Regions from separate parts of the Mus musculus genome. Here regions 1 and 2 are each linked to region 3. Evidence: chromatin loops called from intact Hi-C (ENCODE). Cell type or tissue: left cerebral cortex. All regions are shown on one strand. Region 1 has its middle 150 kb from the start of Iqub. Region 2 has its middle 160 kb from the start of Iqub. Region 3 holds the start of Iqub (IQ motif and ubiquitin domain containing).

Region 1 (8,000 bases), 160 kb before region 3:
CCTCCCTCCCTCCCTCCCTCCCTCCCTCCCTCCCTCCCTCCCTCCGTCTCCCTCCCTCCCTCCGTCTCCCTCCCTCCCTCCCTCCCTCCCTCCCTTCTTTCTTCTTAGCAGACCAGTGGTGCTGACTCACAAGAAAGAAGCAGAAAGAAAGCAATCGAAAGAAAGAAGCCAGAAAGAAGCAAGTTGCATTTGAAGAGAGAAGAACATTGAGTAACAAAATCAAAGTCACACAGGAGGCTCCAGAAGTTTCCATTTACAGAAGAGCTCTCACTTTATGGCCAAATTGCTGAATTACTTTATTACGTGTGAATTTCCGTAAACTATTTTTGATTCTTCTAGACTTAAAACGGAACTCAAGATGGAGAAATTTAAAAGATTTATAAGAGAAAGATTTTTCTAGGTACAAGTATCTCGGATACTCTTTAGTTACTCTGTTAGAGAAAAACACATTAAAAAAGGAGTCAAATCTATTTTTTAAAGAACTATTTATTTATTTACTTTATGTATATAAGAACACTGTAGCTGTCTTCAGACACACCAGGAGAGAACATTAGATCTCATTACAAATGCTTGTGAGCCACCATGTGGTTGCTGGGAATTGAACTCAGGACCTCTGGAAGAGCAGTCAGTGCTCTTAACCACTGAGCCATCTCTGCAGACCAAATCAAATGTATTTTAAGGGACCATTAGTTCAAAAAAAAAAAAGAGTGTAGGCATTTATATAACCAAAGGAAAAATAATGAAATAAAATTATGCAATCAAAGAAAAGGTACAGCCAGAAATGACTGTACCAACTAAAGTACAAGTAGCTAGGACTGCTGTATTGGCATGTGAAGGAGCCACTGGCTCAAGTACAAACACAACTCATGCTGTAATCTGGACATGAGAGAAATTGTGCATGAGGTGTTAAACAGCAGATAGGACAGGACTCTCAGTCTCTAGGGGAAAAGAAATATACACAAAGCAAGTCTTATAATGGCCCAGAATCTCTGCTTGGGGATGACTCTCTGCTCTGACTTCTGGAAGTGTTTTCCGTGTAGGAGAGCAGGAGTTAGGATGCTAAGGGTAAAATTACAGACTCCTGGCAGGGTGGAATGTAGACCAAAGCTGTCACACAATGGAGAACAGGCTACGAAGATGCAGAAATCAGACACAGATTAAAGGGTTTGACTGCATATAGCCAAGATAAGACTTTGAAAAGCTTACCCAGGCTATCTACTACAGGGTTGAAGTCTAAAGAACAACTCTAGATGTGAAATGGTGTTGGAAAATATTAAGATTATGGTCCAGCCATACTGAAAGAATTTTGCTGAGAATCTCAAGTATTCTTCTGAAGGGTCAAGTGAATGAATAAGGACCATAGAGTAGAAAAGTGGCCATGTCCCAAAATGAAGAGAAAACTCAACATGTACATACTTAGCAAGTACTAAACCTGTCACCATGCCTGTGGATAAATGTCAGAGATGTAATCCAAACCTAAACCTTTCTGATCTCTCAAACTTTTATTTCCAAACATTCTGCTTCCATTGTAGGAGTCCATCCTTCAAATGGGTCCAGGGCCACCAGAAGTAAGAATAAGACACACCATGACAGACACCCATCAGAAATTATATAGATTAATTTAAAATTACTACTAGACAATCTGAATTCAAATAAAAAAGTGATAAAGGACTTAAGGCAGGGTTAGGGTTTAATCATTTTGATGCAAGCAGGCTTTTTGTTTGTTTGTTTGGTATTTTGGTTTTTTTTTTTTTTTTTTTTTTTTGGTTTTTTGAGACATGGTTTCTCTGTATAGCTCTGGCTGTCCTGGAACTCACTCTGTAGACCAGGCTGGCCTCGAACTCAGAAATCCCCCTGCCTCTGCCTCCAGAGTGCTGGGATTAAAGGCGTGCACCACCACGCCCAGCTTGCAAGCAGTTTTTGCCATTAAGAGTGGAAACCCATATTGCAGATTGACTGATTCTGCAAAGAGGAAGACGTGACTGTGACTGTTCTGTCAACAACACAAAGCTTGAGTAGAAAACCCTTAGCACACACTGGTTTCTTCTTTGTGTCCAGCTTGGATGACATTTTGGTGATCTAGACTAAGTCCTGATATGTACAGATCTATCCGTCTGCTTTCGGGTCCCCTAGTGGGTTCTCCAATAGAGAACATCTACAGGGACATTTATCTTCCTGTGGATGCCAAGAATTGGCAGGAGGCCAGTCTTCAACAGAGACCACTGAAGTGTACAAACATGTCGTGTGTTCTCACGCATGTCATCCACTGTCGACATCCCACTAGCAAACAAGTGAATTGACCAAGCCCAAAGTCAGGGTTTAGGAATGCCATACCCCTTTCCTGAGGTGTGAATATGTGGTGTTAATTCAGGGCAAGGGAGAACTGGGGCAATAATTAAATCTATTATGAATGAGAACACAAGACCTTGTAACTTAATCTAAATGCACAATTCAATATAATTTCACAGTTGAAGTAACAGGAAGCATATCATTATGGTTCACGAACTTGAGGGATGACTTCTTTCTTTCATTTTATATACATTGTTTGTTTGTTTGTTTACAGGGAATGAGTAATGAAGACCAGGAGCTAGGACAGGCAGAAGATAAAGTTGGAACTTTGTAGAATTTGAGTTTTCTGAACAGCCAAGGATTAATTTAGCTCACAAAAAAATATATAAATAAACATAATAAAAATTGCAGCATAGAAGAAAGAAAACTGTGAGAGCAGCCATTCCATTTGATTTCTCTACTTGGAAACTAAAGGCAAATTTTTTACCAAAAAAAAAAAAAGAAGAAGAAGAAGAAGAAGAAGAAGAAGAAGAAGAAGAAGAAGAAGAAGAAGAAGAAGAAGAAGAAGAAGAAGAATTTTTGCTATTTAGAGTTAATTGCCAAACTGCTTTCAAATTGTAGCTGTCTCATATTATTTTGAATGATTCACTCAACTAATATTCAACAAGTGATTGTTTTGTATTGTTACAGGTTCTGCTCTGAGAAGAGGCATTGGTTAGAGAATGAGGCTAAAAGGCTTTGCCATCATGGCACTTGACCACATCTGCAATTATGCAATGACCTAATTTAGGGTTTCCGCCATGGGTAAAAAATATTTTTTGGAGTGATTTCTCTTTTTAATTTTTCCAGTTTATTTGGCTTCATTATGTGTCTTAGCTTTCTATAGCTATGATAAAATACTGGCCAAAAGCTACTCTGAGGAGAAAAGGGTTTATTTGACTAATACGTTCTGATCACAGCCCATCACAAACGGAAGTCAGAGTAGCAACCTGGAAGCAGAAGCCCTAGAGGAACACTGCTTACTAGGTTGCTCCCTTGGCTTGCTCAGTTTGCATTCTTATACATTCCAGGGGCACCAGCCCATGGATGGTATCAGTCACAGTGAGCTTGACCCTCCCATACTAATCATTAATTAAGGAAATGACATCACCACCCCGAGATTCGCCTTCAGGCCAATCTGATAGCAATAGTTCTGAGATTCTTCACAGATATGTCTAGGTTTGTGTTAAGTGGACAAAAACAACCGTGGCATTGTTGAATGTACTTGTTTCTGTACTAGGAACAATTAAATCTGATTTACGCACAATGATTAAGTGTCCACATATAAGTTCAAATGTGTTTAATATACTTGAAAGTTTGTAACACTAGGCATTAATTCTAAAGAAATAATTCAAGTAATAGAAACAGAGTAAAACAACAGTCACTAGAGGCCAGGAGTACAAGGATGGAATGGACACTGGTCAAAGTACACAAATTTCAGGCAGGAGGAGTTATTTCTAGAGATCCATTGTCTCTTACAGTGACTCTAGTTGCTAATGACCTATTTGGTGGAACTTTGTTAAGATAGTAGGTTTTAATAATCTCATCAAACATTCAAAAAGTGTGTTCAGTGGTTTGAAGGCAAATTTTCTCCAAATGTTTTGGCTGAGTCTTCCATCTGATGAGGATGAGGTACAACTTTTAGCAACAACAATAAAACCCTGGAATCAGATTATACATTGTTGAGTATGTGTCAATGCTCTTGTCAAAAAAAAATAACAGCCAGGGCTATGCAGAGAAACCCTGTCTCAAAAAACCAAAAATAAATAAATAAATAAATAAATAAATAAATAAATAGTAAATAAATAAGATGTAAAAATAAATAAAGCTTAAGAAAGATAATTCAGAAAAATAATAAAAAAAGAAAGATAATTCAAATAGATGTGCTATTTCACTAAAGGGATGTAACTTATAGTTTGACTAGAGCATTTGTTTTCCATGCTGGGGTTTTGTTTATCTGCATATTTAATGCTTATGTTGCAAATGCTCTTGTCAGTGAAAGAATATTATTTTAAATTTTTGAATGTAATTCTTTATGCTGTCTGTAGACAATCAAATCGAGAGAAAAAAAATCATTGTAATACTTCTTGCTTCAAAAACACTTTCTCAAATTCAGAAATCCACAGGTAGACCTATAATCTAAGCAAATTACACAATTAGTTTAGGCTTCATTTCACTGAAAAATCAGAACATTTCCTTAATTCAGAGAACTGGAAAACAACCTTCCTGCCAAATGCATCTTGGGTAATCAGGCTTCAACAGACGCCTTTCCGATGCATTTACAATATATTTCATATGAAATGAAAATAGTCAGTGGAAAGCAAACTTTAGCGATGGCTAAAAGTGAGCTGCCATTGTATCAGTGGCTACACTCAAAGATTAGGAATGCCCATCCAAGAATTTCCTTGAATGAACATTCAAATCATTCATGGATGGCACTCCAGAAGTGCTGAAGACAGAACTCTGGTAAGAACAAAGATAAGAGTCACCTGGCTTGTCTGACTGCTTACAGAGGCATGAAAATCTTGAAAGTCAGTATTTAAAAGCATGGGCTGTTAGTAGGTATAGCTCTCTCTTTCAAAAAACAGGAATGTAGAATGACTCCGCCATGGAAACTTGTCAGTGAAGCAGCATGGATTCTATGTCCTCATGTTTTTGTGAATGGACTATTCTGGAGGTCAACATGCATTTACCTTGAAACCATGAGCTAGAAGGGACCCACACAACACACTGGGATCTTAAGTGCTGTGGAACTAGAATATAGTTTCAGGCAATAGCTTGTTTAACTTTTTTAAATTATGAAAGAAATTTTCCCCAAATTTAGTTTAAGTTTAGAGTTTTCATTTCTGATTGCTAGTACCTGGATTTCTTTCTCTCTTTTCTTTGTTCTTTCTTTCTTTTTTTTTTTTAACAGCACTCTAGAAAACTCTACTTCTTTTGAAATGAAAACTAAGCTCTAATTATTGGTACAGTCACTAATTTCATTAACACAAACAATTGCCAATGTAATTAAAAAGTTGATTATCAGCAAAGGTGCCTCAAAGATGTGATTCTATAAATTTAGTGCATATTAGAAAGTGTTTATCTGTGAAATTTTGTTCTGCAAAATATTTCCTGGGTACCATGATAGCAACTTGGAACTTGAAAAGAAACAAAAGAGACAGGAAACCTTTGGAACAGAGATTAAAAATAACCTAGGTACGTATGTTGATGAGGGTTTCAAAGGAAGCAAATGGAGCATAAAGGAAGAGAACAGTCAGAAGGGAGGTCATTTACTTTACGTGTGGAATGTAAATGAGAAGGGATTTAAGGAATGAAGTCTAAGAAGCTCATGGAAATTGGGGCTAAAAGGGAAAGCCCAGAAAGAATTGAAATTTCAGGTAGAAAAAAAAAGAGTCTATGTGGAACCTTTTGTGAAATAAACTCCATAGTGTCCACTTAACTCCAAGAAATCAGAAAGTTATCAAAGTTAAAAAAGTAGAAGTTAGCTGGGCAGTGGTGAGGTGGCACATACCTTTAATCACAGCACTTGGAAGGCAGAGGCAGGTGGATTTCTGAGTTCAAGGCCAGCCTGGTCTACAGAGTGAGTTCCAGGACAGGCAGGGCTATACAGAGAAACCCTGTCTCGAAAAACCTAATAATAAAAAAAAAAAAGTAGACTTTAACAGGGATCACATCATAAACTCTTATAAATTACATATTCTTATTCTTTCTGTAGTGGTCTTTGCCATTTGAAAGTTGTGAACTTTATTTGAAAAGAAAAGCCATACATAAAAAACAAACAAATAAACAAACAACTATGTGAAATACTGTATAACATTTTCCAGGTCTCCCAGAGTAATTGACACACCTAATTTGTCATTAGTTCTAGAGATTCATCCTATTTCATTTGAAAAAATTTTTTTATGTATCTCGATCCTCCCATAATACATGAGAGACAATCTCTTCATCAAACATCTAGCAAGCTATTTTTAATTTCTCATTTACAGGAGAATGAGCCCATATATAGTAAAAGAAAGCTATCACTCATGTTTCCCTTCATCAGGCAAATGATAGTCCCTCAAATTACTCTGTTGAGTCTGACCATGCTGTTCTGGAGGGTCCTCATTGGCCATTACTATGTTCCTTTTTTAGTGGATTGTTTGAAGGGTATAGCCTAATTTTTATTTTATTGTTATAACATTTAACTAGATGGAGTTGGAGTCCCCTGCCTCCAAATTTTTGTGTTTCTAAAAGATGGTCTTAATATGTAGAAAATGGCACATTGTGGCTGACCCTGCCCAAGAGTGAAGCCACCCAATACTCTCAGTGCTGAACTTCAGCCTCTTTTCTAATTTCTCTGCTTGCCTTAGGGACCATCCTGAGTCCAGAATCCTTCCTCTGCCCATATGTACATCCTGACTTATTCTCTTAATGTCTATTAATACCTCTAGAACACCAGCTTTTAAGTCCTACTACATTCAATAAACATCAATAATACGAAATAACAACATGATGCAGGAAATCTGCAGTTGAACCATTTCAAGTCAATATTCTAGAAAAATTAAATGTTTCAGTGTTCTGTTAAGATTATTGGTAATGAAATTGATGCCAAAATAGGAATTAATTGATTTCCCATTCAACCATTAATTCTGGCCTGGTTTAAGTCTTTTCTTCTAGTCATATTAGGTATGAGTATAACATAAATATGTCACTCAAGACTTGTTCATATCCTACACCCATGTCTTAGGCTTCTAATGCTATGATGAAACACCATAAGCAAAAGCAACTTGGAAGAGAGATGTTTATTTTGCTTCTTGGTACAATCCATCACTGAAGGAAGTCAGGACATGAAATTTTGCAGGGTAGGAACCTAGAGGCAGGAGCTAATGCAGAGGCCATGGAGGGGAACTGCTTACCAGCATGATTTGTTCAGCCTGCTTTCATAGAAAACTTAGGACCACCCTCCTACCAATAGAATAGCCCACAGTGTGGTAGCTGTACCCTCCCATATTTGTCATCAGTCAAAAATGCTCCACAGACTTGCCCACAGGGCACTCTGCTCGTGACATTATTTCAACAGAGTTCCCTCTTCCCAGATGATTCTAGCTTATATGAAGTTGACTTAAAACTTGAAGACACACCCTGGTAGCTATGAATGTAAACTTATTTGGGAATGAGGTCTTTAAGGTACAGTAAAATTAAAATGAGATACTGTGTGGCTCTTCTCAGGGAGACATGTATGAACAGTATCTATTCACTAAATAAAGGACATTAACATTACCAATAAATACATAAATAAACAAACAAACTGAAGAAAGTATTTCACTTAGATATGGCTTGGTGGCCCAGGAGTTTATTGGAGTCACCTATAGGAGCATAGCAGATGCTACGAAGGCTGCATCACCCAAAACCCAACCCAACATGGGTGATAAGGCCCAAAATAGTGCATTTCTGGAACTCTCAGACTTGCACGAAGTTCCACAGGGAAACCTCTTCTCTCCAATAATGGATAATCTTTATACTAACTTGGGGAGGAGCCTCAGGAATATTAAAATCTTCATGAACATCCTGATTATTCGGGGCCTCCCTATCCACTCTAAGAAATTCAGAAGAGGTATCTATGTACTGAGAAGTCAACACTGAGTGAGTGATGATAATTTTTTAAAATTAGGTATTTTCTTCATTTACAT
Region 2 (8,000 bases), 170 kb before region 3:
CAGTAAGGCAGAGAGCACCTCCCACAACCCCTGTGTCTGCAATAACAAGGATTCTGTAAAATGAAGAGATGTCAGCTTCCACAGCACAAACAGGGATTATATCTGGGGCACAAAGCCAGATTCCTCCTGGGGAGACAGAACGCGCTTAATCTGTAACCCCTTTACACATAACTCCGAAAACCTATGGCCAGTCATCTTTTAAAAAATTAAGGAATTTGAAGCCACATGATATTTTAATGGTTAGCTAAGCCAATTGCTTAACATTTCTCAGGAGAAAAGGCTTTGTCAGAGGCTTCAGGGTCTGCCTTGGTCGGAAAAACAAAATGAGAACAACTTGAGGTTAAAGGTCTTAGCTTTGATTCACAATTCTAGAGTCAGGCCGGAGGAGGTCAAAGAACTCTAGGCTGGGGAGGCGGTGTTTACAGCTAGCAAATGGAAATGAGATGGAAAAGTGCTGTTGAGAGCACTGGTTCCTGTTGAGCCCCGACCTCATTTGAGTCAGTTGGCTGCCCGCGCTACTTCCGCTACTTCCGGGAGCTCGCTAGCATTAATCAGCGGGGAGACACAGCTGTCTGGAGACACAGCTGTCTGATGTAAAAGCACCCTTCCGCCCTGAAGCATTTATAGTTGCAGTACATGCTAAGCCAGGTTAGCAGTCCTCAGGGAAGGACTCCTCTGCCCAAATGCAAATTAATCCAGCAGCTTCTATCACTCTGTCTCCTAGGAGTAATCTAGAACTATGCAACTGTCTGTCCAGGGCTTTCTATAGGCCCGCCTTCCTTCCTACAATAATGTTTACAAAGGCATGACGCTCCTTCCGTTCATACTCATGATTCCATCCCTTCGAAGCACTTTAACCACATTTAAATAATGGACTTAAGTAAGCATAATTGACCTTAAATTAGCTGCTGTTGTCGTCAAATTGTCAGCATTGTCCCCAGTCTTTCTAAGAAGTCAATATATTGAGTTTCCCTGCTGTTTGCGGGTCATGCATCTAGCTGTTAGGGGTAGAGGGAAAGACATCACAACACTGTCTACGCTGTTGAGCAACAAATTCCAACAGCTGGAAAAAATGTGGAAATGCACTAAGCCATCCCAATTGACAAGACTAAAAAAATAAAATCTCCCACAAGAAAGAGCTGAGAAACAAGCTAACAAGGACCCTTTCTTTACCCTTAGAGATTTATTTTTAAGTTATTTGTTTTTGTTTTGTTTTGTTTGTTGTTTGTTTAAAAAAGGCTTCTGGAGAATCGCTATCTTGTGGCAAAATTTGAACAAGCATTTCTTCGTTTTAATATCTTACTCAAAGAATCTTCTCCATACCAGGTAAATATTTGGTGAAAAATGGCTTCTGTGCGTGTGCAAATGGAGTTGATAACAGTCTTCCAAAGTGCCTTTTGATACCTTTAGAATAAACGAAATATAGGTTATCATTTAAACGGCACTAAAGATTGTAATTTTATTTGGGAAATGGGTTCGTTTCTTACCCTTTCCTTCTACAAATAAGATTTAATTAGCCCACTCCATTCATCAAAAATAAAGTAGAGCATGGGAGAACAAGCAGAGGGCAAGTTGTTTGCTGGGACGACTCAGTGCACACGTTCTGTGATGGGTAACCGTAAAACTTTAAAGTACAACCCTTTTTTTGTATGTGTGTTTGTACTAGGGTAAACTAATGTCTGAGTCAAATTGGTGTCAAATGTATTGAAGTCAGTAGGAGTTAAGGAGTAATTTCCTTACTGGTTAACTACGCGCCACCTTAGCATCTCCATATGTTAACAATGCATTGTCAGCAGCATGGGAGACCTTCTTGTAAGAACCCCTGGCTAGGTGCAAGCTACTCTTTCTTGCCTCTTTAGGACAGAATTGTCTGTCGAAGCTGCTTCATCCGATTGATTGGTAGCTGTGGCCTTTAAGTTTGGAAATGTTTTGAATATCCTCTTCTTCCTCAGTGGTTGTAATTGTAAATTTTAGGAACACAGGAGAACTGAGTGAATGTCAACGTAATAGACAAAGGACCCATGGGAGAATCCAACAAGGACTGCTTTGGGAACTTTGTGGAGAGGATGATAGTGGAGCTCATTCCTAAGGAATGGGTTCTTCTGTAAAGAACAGAATCGAGAAAAAAAAAAAAAAAGAATGGAGGAAGGGACTCGCAAGAATAGGAAATGTCTGGGCATAGTCGGAATTATAAGGGGATATTATTATTAATATTATTATTATTATTAGCAGGTTTATTGTATTGGGAAGCTGCTCTCAGGCCAGAAAGAGTTTACTGGCCCCAAGGACCAAGGTTAGGGAAGTGAGCATGGGGAAAGGGGGTGTGGGGTAGAGAAGGGAGAAAGAGAAAGGGCACACATGCAGAGGTAGAAGAGAAGGGGAGAGTCTTTCTTAATAACACTGTTTGGAAGCAGCTCAAGATGTGTCACTAAAGAGAGTATTGTATTTGAAACTCACATCGATGTTAAAAGACATTTTGATCACCTTTCATCCATATCTGAAAGCATTGTTGAAAATAAATAAATAAAAGAGGAATAAAGAAGAAAATAACCACAAACAGGAAGTCATTCGGCTCCAGAAATGTGTGTGGAGCTTTGGGGATGAGCCTTCTGGGTTCCCCGGTGGTGAGAGCCACCACAGTCCCTGGACATGCTCGGGAGAAAGTGTGGGAAGGTCTTTGGCTGCCTTCATCCTCTGAAATGGAGCTGATAACTCTCTGAAATGCGGTAATAATGGCAAATTAGTCTGTCTTGTTCCAAGTGATTTCAATATTATTTGGAGAGTTTTCAAATGCTTTTGAATTAAGAGAATGATTGCTACCCTGAATTTTAGGAGCTTTCAGAAAACTTGAAATACTTGTATTATTTTATAGCTGAAGTACTTTAAATCTTCCAGAATGTTATTTTATAAATGCTTGTATATATCAAAGTCTAAGTAAATGCTTAAACGGCGTTAGAGCCTCGATTTCTTCATTTTAGAAGGAATCAATGCGGACTACATATATAAATCATATATATTTTAAATGTCTAATAGCAGCGAATTATTATTGCATATTAGATTGTTATAATTAAATCTTATGGGGGGAACAATCCTTACAGCGTATGAATGTCACCATATGGAGAACTAAGTCTCAGCGCTGATCCCATTATAACTGGCTAGGTAGTGAGAGGGGAGGCTAAGCTATGCACAGTGCCTCAATCCTGACCTCTAGAGGCTGTTCTGAAAAACTGCAGAAGGCTACACCGTCGCAACAGCTGGGACTGTATTGTATAAAATCTCTCTATATGCACTAACCTGTCCCAGGTCACAGCAAGCACACAAGGGAATTATCTTATTGTAAACAAGATATTATTCTAGAAAGGAGAATTCCAAGCAGTTTTCATTATAATACAATCCTTAATTCCAGATGACTGGAATTTCTAACCTACTCAATTAGTATTTTATATGTTCCAGGCTCTAGAAGGAATGACAATTCATCATTTTCTTATTTCATCTTTGATGATAATTGGAAAGACCCTAAATTTTCCTTAATCTAACATGCAGGACTCATATCGAAATCTTCTCCCATTTTCACGTGTCCAATACAAGCCCTTTCTTGGAGAGCGCCGATTGACTTTAAAGATTGTGTACCACTGAGGGACATGATTGACTCGTGGTACTTCATGAAATTTCTCACCTTTAGATCCATAACATGGCAAAACACCAGCCTATAAATTGTAGCTAATTAAGTCAGTTTGCTCACCAACTAATTACTGGGATTTAATGAACATGAAGAAGTGTTACTCAGATCTTAGAGATCGTCCTTACAGTTGTGTCTCACGGACACCTGTGCGTATAGCCTGAAGATAACCTGCGTGCCACATTCTCTGTGCACAGGCTCTATGACTGTGACCCATCATATAAGGTCATGCTTCAGATGTCCCCGTTCTGTCTCATCAGCACCGAGCACACTTCAGACTCTAGAGTACTTCAGATTTCAGATGAACGATGGTCAACCTATATGGCTTACATGTTTTATTTTCAAGACGTCATCATTGACTTACCGGCACAGACACTTAATATAAGCCACTTTCCTTTTATCGCTTATGTTTAAAATATTTATTTACTTGTAAAAGTATTTCTGTCGTTTTATCTTTTTAAACTTGCTAATAAAGTTGTAAAAATAGTAAAGAGTTGTAAAATATTTTATAAAAAAGACTGTAATGTAAAGTGAATAAGTAAAAAGAATTAAATTTAATTTTAAAAGCTAAAAAAAAAACATGAAAACTAACATTAGTTATAAGGGATAGAGAAATGACTGAGCAGGTAAAGACTCAGCCAAGTGTGACAACATGAGTTTAATCCTGGGACCCACATAACAGAAGGAGAGAATCAACTCTCTCCCTTCTATCATCCTTTACCTCCACAAGCAGTGTGCCCTGCATGTGTGCCAACAACACACAATACTTAGATATATGTATCTTAAAGTCTCCACTGTTTAAAAGCAGACTCTATCACCAGTTAGGAGTGTAAGCCTGCAGACATGTCTGGATTGCTTACACTAGATTAGCCTCTGGGCATGCAAAAGAGAGTTTATCTTGCTGGATTAATTTAGGTGGGAAGACAAAAACCACACCTTTGATGGGGGCTCAATATTGCACAAACAAATGAAAGTTAAGGTGAGCAGCAGCAATGTTTCCTGCTTCCAGACTGTAGATTCAAAGTGACCAGTTGCTTCAAGCTCTTGCTACCAGGGCTTCCCCATCATAGTGGACTATCCCTAAATGTGTGCACCAAAACAGATTCTCCCTTCATCTGCTTTTGCCTAGGTAATTTATCACAGCCACAGAACTGAGACAAGGAATTTGAGTCTTCACAGCTGAAAATCAGGGATCTGGCTTATCTTACAGTTTCATCAAAGTCTGCTCTACTTTGTAAGACATTAGGTTTGGGGAAATAAAATCAAATAAATTTACTTAGAATGTTTATCACTTGCAGAGGGTGGCAAGAAATGTTTTCTAAATAGCAAAAGGAATTTCAAAAATATTTTAAATTATCTAAAATATTTCCCCCCAAAATACTGCTAAATTCATGTATTTTGTGTGTTTTCTACATTGAAGACACACACAAAAATTGCATGAAAGCACAGAATTAATTAAAATTTATACTTATAAGAGGTATACAAGTGTGAAATTCATGGTGTCTTAGCTTTTAATAGCTGAATAGTATTCCACTGTACACAAATTTCATTATTCATTGTATCATATTTTCTTTATTCATTCTCCAATTGACAGAAATCTAGTGTCATAGTTAGGGCTTTATTGCTGTGAACAGACACCATGACTAAAGCATCTCTTATAAAGACAACATTTAACTGGGGCTGGCTTACAGGTTCAGAGGTTCAGTCCATTATCATCAAGGCGGGAGCATGGCAGCATCCAGGCAGGCATGGTGCAAGCAGAGCTCAGAGTTCTACATCTTCATCTAAAGGCTTCTAGTGGAAGACTGACTTCCAGGCAGCGAGGATGAGGGTCTTAAGCCCACACCTACAGTGACACACCTACTCCAACAAAGCCACCCCGCCCCAACAGTGCCACACCTTCTAGCAGTGCCACTCCCTGGGTTGAGTTTATGCAAACATCACATCTAGGTTGTTTCCAGTTTCTGGGTATTACGAATAAAGCTGCTATAAACACAGTAAATGTCTTTGTCGAATGTTGGAGCATCTTTTGGGTAAATGCCCAGGAGTGATATAGTCAGAAACTGGAAATAACCTAGATGTCCTTCAACTAAAAATAGATAAATAAAATGTGGTCCAACCACACAGTGGAATACTATTCAGCTATTAAAAAAACAAAAACAAAAACAAAGACATCAGGTATTTTGCAGGCAAATGGATGGAACTTGAGAATATCATCCTGAGTGGGTAACCCAGACCCAAAAGCATGCATGGTATGTATAAGTGAATATCAGCCATAAACTACAGGTACCATGTTACACTCCACAAACCCAAAGAAGCTAAACAAGTAGGAAGGCCTGAGAGAGGAAGCTTGAATCTCACATAGAAGGGAGAATAAAATAATCATAAGAGGCAGATGGAGAGAGGAAACTGGGAGAGAGAGGGATAGGGAGGGGAAAGTGGGATTCAGGATCAGATGTAGGGGAGGACAGGAGAGATGGCCAGATGGTCATGAAAATGAATGGAAATCTGCAACTGATGGGGGTGAGGAGGTAGGGGGCACTTCCAGGATGAGACAGAGACTTGGGATAGGAGAGGTGCCCAAGAATCAATTGGGGTGACCTTAGCTGTGACTCACTACATTGGGGATATGGAACCTGAATAGGCCACCTCCTGTTGCCAGGCAGGAACCCCAGTGGAGTGATAGAGACAACAACCCATCCACAAAACTTTCAATTTATCCTGTCTATAAGAAATGCAAGCACCAAATGCGACCACACAAACTGGATCCCGGATAAAGGTCATATCACAGACTCCAGATGAGCACAGGACAAGTTGGAGAAGAGCTCTACTTGTCATAATAACATCTTGTATTTACTGCAAAGAAAATAGCACACCTAGGCCAAAATAGCAAAGACTGACAAAGCATACTGTGAGACATATTTATAAATGTGTTTCTTAGTTAGTGAAGATACAGCCTGCCTGTATATAATTAAAATTTTAAATCGTCTCATAAAGCTTTCTCACAAGTAAGAACTAGGGAACCAGAGGTTCTATTAATCTTTCTTTCTAAACCACTAAAAGGCTCCCTTCCCACAAAAGAGAGCTAAGCAGGGAGGATGCAATTTATCTATCCAAATATCTTTGAGTTTCTATTACTACAGGAAAAAACAACAACACTGTAATCAAAAACAACTTTTCAAGGCATTTATTTCACCTTCCCCATCATGGTCCATCATCAAAGGAAGTGAAGGAAGGAACTCAAGGCAGGAACCTGGAGGCAGGAACTGATGCAGAAGTCACAGGGGGGAGTGCTGTTTATTGTTTTTTTCTCCATGGCTTCCTAAGCCTACTTGCTCATGACATTAAGACCACAAGCCCAGAGGTAGCTTTGACCGAAAGCCCAGGGGTAGCATTGCCCACAGTGAGCGGGTCCCTCCCACATCAATCACCAATCAAGAAAATGTACCACAGCCCTTCCCACAAAACAATCTGGTGGCAGCATTTTCTCAATTGAAATTTCTTCTTCCAAAAATTGGTCTAGGTTGTATGAAGTTGTCATAAAAGTAGCCAGCATGCCAAGTCACTGGATTAAATGCTCATCTCTTCTATTTGTTACAGTTGTTCTCTGCATTGAGAGAACTGCTTCAATTTTGATGAGTATTTTGGGAATCAGTTCAATACTTATTATTTTGCCAAGTTTGTATAGGTTATTCAATTAAAATTTAATATAATCATTATCTGCAAGTGGCTTTTCAAATAATCATTAATTAAATAATTTAGTCATCTTATTTTAATGAAGTGAAGAAAAACATCTTCCAAGAGAATATTTTTAATTAATGTATTTATTTTCCCCAAGTTGTAAGACATTAGCATTCATGCTTCATGTCTGCTGTGTAGCTACATATCACTTGTGTCGTTAAGACGAGGGGATTATGACCAGCAATGAACAATAGAAATATTGTCTAGAAAAATGAGTGGTTATCTCACTAAAGCTTTCAAAAATGATTTCTGAGATGATGATGTATTATTTTACATCCCATGAGTAAGAAGAGAAAACTGTAACTATAGTTACCAAGTGGAATAGGACCTCTACTTTCCAGAATTGCATCCAGACTAAGTATTATTCAGGAAATTTGTTGTGTGCACACAGTCAGGGGCAGAAGGTTAGAAAGAAAACTTCAATGTGCCTGTCATAAGCAATTTATTATGTACTTTCATTATCAACATCTTTCATGAAACACTTTTACCTCAAAATTATACTTTTAGAGATATCCTTCAATGAGTTGTTTATGACATAGAAATATAACAGTAAATAATTTTTCTGGGTATAAAAAAAAAT
Region 3 (8,000 bases):
TCATTCTGTATTTAACATTTTAAAGTACTATGTCTACCTCATTTGTCTCAATAATTGTACAGTAACTTCATTACAGAGACAAGTAAGCCACAGTATATTCTATTGTTGCTCTACTGATGAACATTTAAACTGTCTTCTTTTTTTTAAGATTTTATTTATTTTATGTATATGAGTACACGGTAGCTGTTTTCAGACACAGCAGAGGAGGGCATCGGATCTTATTACAGATGGTTGTGAGCCACCCATGTGGTTGCTGGGAATTGAACTCAGGACCTCAGGAAGAAGAGTCAGTGCTCTTAACCACTAAGCCATCTCTCCAGCCCCCTGTCTTCAATTTTTATACAAGTAGAAAATAGGGCTGCAACAAATGTACATCGTCTTATTTACAAATTTAAACACACTATGAAAGAAGTTTCTATAATTAGGTGAAAAGACACAAAGATCTCCATTAAAGTCCATAAATAAAATTCTTTTCTTAAAATTTGACACTGTATTCCAGCCCTTTGATATTTGTGTGGAGGGAAGGTCTGAAATGGTTTTAAGATGTTTACAATTCAGTGTTTCATTGTTAAAGTATGCGGTGGTTTGAGGAAGAATGGCCCCTATAGGCTCATATAGTTGAATCCTTAGTCACCAGGGAGTGGAACGCTTTGATAGGATTAGAAGGATTTGGAGGTATGACCTTGTCAGAGGGTATGTCACTGGGGGTGGGCTTTGAGGTGTCAAAAGCTCATGCCTCTCTGCCCACCACCCTCTTTCTCCCTGGGGACCAGGATGTAGTACTCTCAGCTATTGCTCTAGTACCAGGCCTGTATGCTCACCCACCATGATGAGAAGGGACTAACTTACTAAGTGTAAGCAAGCCTCCAATTAAGTGCTTTCTTTTCTAGGAGTTGGCTTGGTCATGGTGTCTCCTCAAAGCAATAGAACAATAACAAAGACAGAGTGTCACGCTATTGGATGGAGGTATGGACCTCTTGGCACAGCATCTCATTATGCATCCCAGACTGGCCTTAAACTTGCCATCCTCCTGCCTCATCTCCCCAGTGCTAAGGGCATGCATCTCCAAGGATGCTGAATTTCCTTCATTTTTATATATTATCCATTCAAATATGTTTCAGTCTTTATTTTACTTTTAAAATAAAACTCAGTGGCTATTAAGATTGTATATAAAAAGTCTGCCACTTCATTTCTTCCCATTAAAGCCTGCTACATGTAGAATACTGGTAAGACAGAGATTCTGTCTTGTCTTTTATTTTATAGGCCTACTGAAGTTTTTGTTAGTAGGTAAGACAATGACTGGAGGAAAGCAGCATTCCTGGTAAGGAAAGTCTAAAGGCTGAATTCCCTGCAGACTGGAAATGGTGTCCATAGACCAGTACCAGATGCGGGCACTCTCCTCTCCTTAGCACCCAGGAGGCGGGGTGGTGTAAACCTCCCAGAGTGATCTTGTTGATTCAAGATACCATATCAGTGGGGAGGGGGGTAACTAGAGAAGGGTCAAAAGCGGTGTGATGCTTTGTAAGTTTTCTGTTTTTAAGTAAAGTTAAGGAGCACTGTCCTCTGACCAGAGAGCCCTGTATCCAAGAGAGATCGGCACCCCTGCAAGGCCTAGCATGCCAGGCTCACCCCCAGTTAGAACCAGCAGCCATCTAGGAAAGGGCTGCCAAACGTGTCCTCTTACCTGTTCAAGAAATAGCTATCACAGACCAAGAGGCTTCACCAGTCCTCGGAAGCAGCTCCTTTCTGCTTAGATGTTCTGTTGCTGGCGTATCCTAGCAACTGCCAGCTTCCTCTGCCAGGGCACCGCCCCCGCGCAGTGGGAAAGGAAACAGCCAGCAAGAGCAAAAGCAGAGGAGCCAGAAGTAGAGATTGTTTGGCGCCAGGAACTGAGACCTAAAGATTATTCCAAGTTAACCTTTCTCCGGGAGTTCTCTCACACTTCTGAAAAGGCAGTCCTGTAAACAGTCTAAGCTCACGGGTTACCTTCTTTTAAAAATGCAAATGTGAACACTGAGAGACAGGGATTATAAAGGAACACAACTGTGTGCTACCTAAGTTCTTTTGTCCAGTTAAGATCTTTCCTTTAGCTTCCTGGCAGCCAGAAAGAACAGGAAGAATTAATAACTACTCTGCTTTTATAAGTCAGGAGAAGCAAAGCTTTTTCTATCACCACGTTCTTTAGTCTTAAAATCAGTTTTAGAGAAAGGATCAAATATGTTCCCTGCACAAATTTCATGTGGTTATCTCACAATAACAGCAAAGGTTTAGTAATATCATTAAGCATAGCACCGTATCTGTATTTCGAATAGCCAATGCAATGATTCTATTGAAGGATTGCTATTAGCACTGCCATACTATTTAAAAAAAAAAATGAAACACACAAAGATTAAATGAGAGCCAGTATTAAAATCCAATCTGAATCGAGAGCCCAGATTTTTTAAAACCCTTACTATGTGCTATGTTTAACATCCTTTGATATTTAAAGAGCTTAATGAAATTAAAAAACGTGTTATAAAGTCCATTCCCCTCATTATAAAAGCCGTTGCCTTCTTTATACCTTGTTGCTACAAATCCACTCTCATCAATTTGCTGACATCACTTTCCCACCCCATCACTTTCAAAGGCTTATCATTCATTATTCTCCTGTTAGGGGCAGTATGCAAACACCAGGGTTAGGAATAGAGGCAGCAGAAAAATTCATATTCTTTCCACTGCTAAATGTAGCTTGATACCCACCACCTGTCTTAATAACTTACTGATAATGTACTACAAACTTAGCTTTATAGAATGTACTTTTCTTAGATGGTCTATCTACATAGGTTACTTGGATAGGTTACTAACACATCAAAGGCACACACACACACACACACACACTTTCTATCTCACAAATACATAAACGTGCTTGGCTATAAAAATGTCGATGTCCCCTGAATGAAAACAGCAATAGAAAAATAGTATTAATCAGAAAATAAAAACAAATCCATGCTTTTTTTTTATCCAATTTTACTTTTTATCCTAAATCTATGCCCTTGCTTAGGTCTTGTTCAAAATGTCATCTTGCACTTAGTCATAGGCTGTTCCTTTTAATGTGCTTCCACTTTTACAAAGTCGCCACCTAGTGGCTTTATGAAATCAAGCATTTCAAAGTAACTCCACATGGAAATGTATCTCTATAAAAAACAGGTAAGTAGAAAAACTATTAGAATAATTATTTATAATACTAAAGACCTAAACAGGTAAGTAGGAAAACTATTATAATGGATATTTATAATACCAAAGACCTAAAAATTGTTTTGAACTTATCCCTGACTTAATTTGCATCATTTGTGAACTTGTGAAGCCCCATCCTCTTGAAATTTTTGAGGTCCACCAGATGTTCAAGATGTCACTGAATTTTGAAAGATAATGTAGATAGTTTGTACTGATGCATCTTCAGTCCTCAATCAAATACATGGACAGCTGTGACAAAAGCACTTGTTCATACTAAAGTGGGTAGAGACCACAAACAGCCTTGTAGCAACTTAGGTTGGGTTTACTTACAAATGAGCTATGGAAAACTTTCTCTTGCAGAGATCTGAAGGCCTGTTTTACTCTGGAGAAAGGAATCCAAAGAGTAAAATGTGATATTCTGTAACAAGTAGTATATGTTTATCTCTAAGAAAGCTACAAGGTCAGAGAGAGAGAGAGAGAGAGAGAGAGAGAATGAATATGAATCATGGTACCTGAAGCATATCTTGCAATTTACAATCATATACAGAAATTAATATAGCATTGTTATACTTAGATATGCAACATTTGAAGACTGCTTTGAAAATTAACTAACAGTGTAGGGAACACAATTATGAGTTCTATGGCACATTCAAAACACACTCTGTCTTTACTCATGTGGTTTGCTATGTTCCCATTCCACACAGCCATGTACACAGAATATTCTGGAGTAGCAGCTCAGTCTGTGTCCCGGGTAGAGCTCTTAGCTTTCTCAGCTCTTCTTGCACACGCGCTATGAAAAACCAAGGAATTCACACCAGGAACCTGGAGAGAGGCAGTCTGTAGAATGCTTGATTTGCAAGAACCTAAATTTGCCTTCTAGAAGCTATGTTTACAAAACAAAGCAGAGTTGTGGCATATATTTGTAGTTCCAATGCAGAACCTTCCTAAGACAATGAGATAATTCTGTCTTAAAAAAAAAAGTAAATTAAAAGAAGATATGAATGCTGCTTGGGAAATAACACACTTCAAGTTGTCCTATGGTTTTGCGTGCGCGCGCGCACGCGCGCACACACACACACTTGGAAATAACACACTTCAAGTTGTCCTATGGTTTTGCGCGCGCGCACACACACACACACACACACACACACAGTGTGCTTGCCTCACTTGTGTGAAGGCCTAGGTTCAATTTCAAGCACCATTAAACACACGCACACTTCTGATTCAAGGATGGACTATGTTCCACTAACTAGTTTTAGTTGACTACCTTTAAAGAGACTTTTCCGTAGTCTCCATCAACTAACTTCAATCTGAATGTATAATTTAGGATCTCACTATCCAGGTTTTTATGGAAAACTTTAATGTAAACAAAAATGTGTGATGTTTGGCATATTCACTAATGTCCAGCGCATGCGTATACAAGGGCATAACTTGTATACCTCTAAGAAGCTATCAGTAGACTTTACATGAGCCTTGCCCCACGAATGTAAATTTGCATCCTTTTAAAGAAACACCCAGACTTAGCAGCACTCTTCTTTAGGAAAGGGAGAAAAATCAGGACAAGCCTTCTTCTGTTCTGCAAATCTGGAAGTCGAGGGTGAGACTAGGGGCACAATGGAAACTGCCTCTTGCTGGAAGTCACACACAACGGATGTAGCCTCCAGTAAGTGCAGCCTATCACTCTAGTAGGGTATTATGTACTGTTTGTTCAGGAAAGTCCCAGTGTATACCCGTCATCTTTATGAAACCATTACACACCCATTCACAATCGCCCCAAGCTGAATATATCTATGGTTATCCAAGGTAAACGTCATTTTCATTCCAACAGGAAGACTGTCCGGGACCTGGAATATTCAGCCTTAAGTCCAGATGTGCAAAGCAAGGACAGGAGACACCAATGTTGAAAGTCAGTTTCTTGTCTGCTGAACTACGTCTGTCAAAGATGCCCAACACTAACAGGAGAAATTCAATGAAGAATGACAGAGGCACAGCATGCTCACTGTGTGACATTGGAAATGAAGAAGAGCAAGCCAGGGTGCCAGTGCTAAAGGACTCAGAAGACGGCGTTGTCTTAACCAATGTTGTTCCCTAAGCATCTCCAAAATACAATACACACTACTTCCTTTAAGTAAGAAGTCAATAACATGGACACATTTTAGCATCACAGAGCATTTAATTGCACATTTAATTCCCATCCACCATCTGACACTGAGGTCATATTGGCCACTTCCACTGGTTAGCAGGCGGCTCTTCCACCAATGGCTCCCATGGCTTCCACTTCAACATTTTCCTTGCCAGACTTAGTTCTTTTTCAGCCTGTTAATAAAGAAAATTGAAAAATAAGCTCATCTGATTAATTATTCCAGAGGTATTTTCAGAATAATGGCAAGAAGTTAACTGCTAGAACACAGACCTTCATAGTCAGGATTCTAAAGTCATGATATAGTACACCATCAAATACTGAATATTACACAAATTTCACAGTCACTACTAAGAAAGGTCACCTCTGAGTTCTGAGATTGAAATCTGTAGGAATTAGTGTTCATAAGCTCTTAGACACTTAAAAGCTTGTCCTCATCCACATCTGTGGCTTTCAAATTTCACCCAAGGTCTCCCTTAGCCACAGGCTGCAAGTCAAACCCAGTACTAGACGCCCAAGCATTAAATGTCCAATGCTCTTTACCTGAAGAATCACCTCTTCCACTTCACCACCCTGAAGCAAGGCTTCTAATTTTTTAACATCTGGCTCCTATAATTTCAAGAAGAAAAGAAAAAAAGGCTAAACACAGAAGCACATATGAATATTTTAATATCCTGTATGTTAAAAAGCCATTTATAAAAGCCCTTACAAGTAAATTTTCTCTCACTATGGTTTTATGTTTTATCAAAATTTGATAGAAATTCATTTCACTTCTCTGCTATTTCGTTACTTTTGTCTTAATATTAAAAATTATTAAAGTATTCTTAACAAAGGTAAGACAAATGATGCACAACTTAGTCTTTCTAAAATAGATTTTCAAATATTTTATTTTTGTAATTATTTTCTATACTTCATGTAAAAGAATTAACAATAAATGCTATCATATGAAAAAAAACCCTCTTCTGAGTATATACCAAATAGTGAATAAATAAACAAACAACATTATAGCAGCCACAAATTACAACCCCAAACTAGAAATAACCTAAATTACCACCAATAGAACTGATCTGTTAATTATGGTACTGAGATATAATAGACTACTACATAGCAATGATAAGGGGCATATAACTATATGGTATAACTCATATAGTTACTTCAAATATACTATTAAGTAGGAAAATATAGACATGAATGGGTATATGAAAACTATTCCATTCCTAAAAAGTTTAGAAATAGAAAAATAAAAAATAAAACAGTAGTTATCATTCGGAAGTTAGTAACTTTGGAAAAAGTATTTTGGTGATGTGGAAATGTCACTTTTTTGCCTGGTATTAATTAGAATGTGTTGATTCTGAAAATCCATCAAACCCTACACTTGTGACTTCTGCATATTTTAAATGTACACTATTCTATACTTCAAGAAAATTGTTAACATGGTACCTAAGGAAATTTTTTTCTAATAAGCCGAATTTTTTGAAATCCAGACACTGTCATTTATACATATATATGTAAATAAGACAGTCATTATCAGGGTGTTTTTGTTCCAAAAATGAAAAGAGTGTTAACAATAACAACCTTTACTTCTGATGGTATGGGAAAGCAGAACCCATGAGGTAATGTTCAGGTGCTGAACTACACCCTCAGGTTTTTGGAGCGTGCACATTCAAACAAGTCAAACAAGGTAACGGACATTCAAAGATGAAAATAAAGTAACTACAAAAATTAAGCTCCATGGAATCCACAGAACTGTATCAGCTTCAAACTGCTGAAGTGTAAGGCCTAACAAGATGATGGTAGATTAAGACCATAAACACAAGCTAGACCTTAGCAGACCTACAGACCAAGTCACAATTAACCTGTGAGACCGTAGTTCCCACCACGACTCTACCCTCCAACTCTATCAGTTAAAGCTGGGTTTCAGAAACTCGGAAAGAAACATGGGAAAATCACAAGATCTTTCTTCAACAGGAAAAAGACAAAATTTACAGCCTGAGAACACAGTCCAGCCCTGGCAATGAGGCACTACAAATAAATAATTTAAAAGCAGCTGAAGTGACAGCAAAGATCTTAAGTTCCTATGTGAAGAGGCGATGCAGAGACCTGTGACACTGACTATGAACAAATCCAAAGACTTACAATGGTAAGCGAAAGGGAATTCTGAGAGAAGTGGGAGCCAACGTACACATCACAGACTACAGAAACAGCGATAAAAGGCAAGGGGGAGAAAAGGGAACACACAAGATAAATGAATAAGGGTCACTGAGCCGGAAAGCTGAGCAAGAATCCAAGGTAGTGGGCGGACTCACAGATGAACAGCAGGGACATTCATATTCTGTGAGGGAACAAGACATCAGCTCATCTTCTTTAAGCAAATCAAGCTAACATTAACCTCATAAGTTCCTTCCACACTTGGCAAGCTAAGACTCAGGTAAGTTAAAGCTCACACTGCTATTTAACTCTCAGGAAGAGGATTTACTGACTGACCTTTTGGTGACCTAATAATAATTCATTTTCAGTTATCACTTGTGCCTGGGTGAACACTTTATTAATTCTTCAAAGTCTGAAATAACTGAGGATGAAACTCAGTCACAGTTGGACAGAGTCCTGTGCAGCATGTCACTTCTCTCACTGTCTCCCCACCAGATGC

The links. Peaks named below come from ENCODE experiments on the same cell type or tissue, not always from the same donor. Only the 100,000 strongest peaks of a DNase experiment are listed, where the experiment ranks them.
Region 1: a loop joins it to region 3, with 6 times the contacts of the local background. A loop is called at or near these places in 2 of 42 quality-filtered maps.
Region 2: it touches region 3 in a loop (2.4-fold over the local background); 2 of 42 quality-filtered maps call a loop at or near these places.

The regions. Positions count from the first base shown.
Region 1 is chr6:24,357,580-24,365,579 of GRCm38, forward strand. No RefSeq gene overlaps it. Among named protein-coding and RNA genes, the nearest start is that of Iqub, 150 kb to the right of the region's middle. In left cerebral cortex, no CTCF peak of the experiment used is centred here; no DNase peak of the experiment used is centred here.
Region 2 is chr6:24,347,882-24,355,881 of GRCm38, forward strand. No RefSeq gene overlaps it. Among named protein-coding and RNA genes, the nearest start is that of Iqub, 160 kb to the right of the region's middle. In left cerebral cortex, a CTCF peak has its summit at 3,214 (motif pointing left); DNase peaks (open chromatin) are centred at 89, 468, 2,661, 3,194 and 2 more places.
Region 3 is chr6:24,513,296-24,521,295 of GRCm38, forward strand. Iqub (IQ motif and ubiquitin domain containing) reads right to left here and starts at 1,772. Exons shown (of 13, transcript NM_172535.3): 1 at 1,685-1,772. It overlaps Ndufa5 (NADH:ubiquinone oxidoreductase subunit A5), which reads right to left. Exons shown (of 5, transcript NM_026614.3): 4 at 5,897-5,962; 5 at 5,367-5,529. The coding sequence ends at 5,428. In left cerebral cortex, CTCF peaks have their summits at 1,778 and 3,137 (motif pointing left); DNase peaks (open chromatin) are centred at 1,804, 3,115 and 7,600; H3K4me3 peaks cover 337 bases; H3K27ac peaks cover 1,487 bases.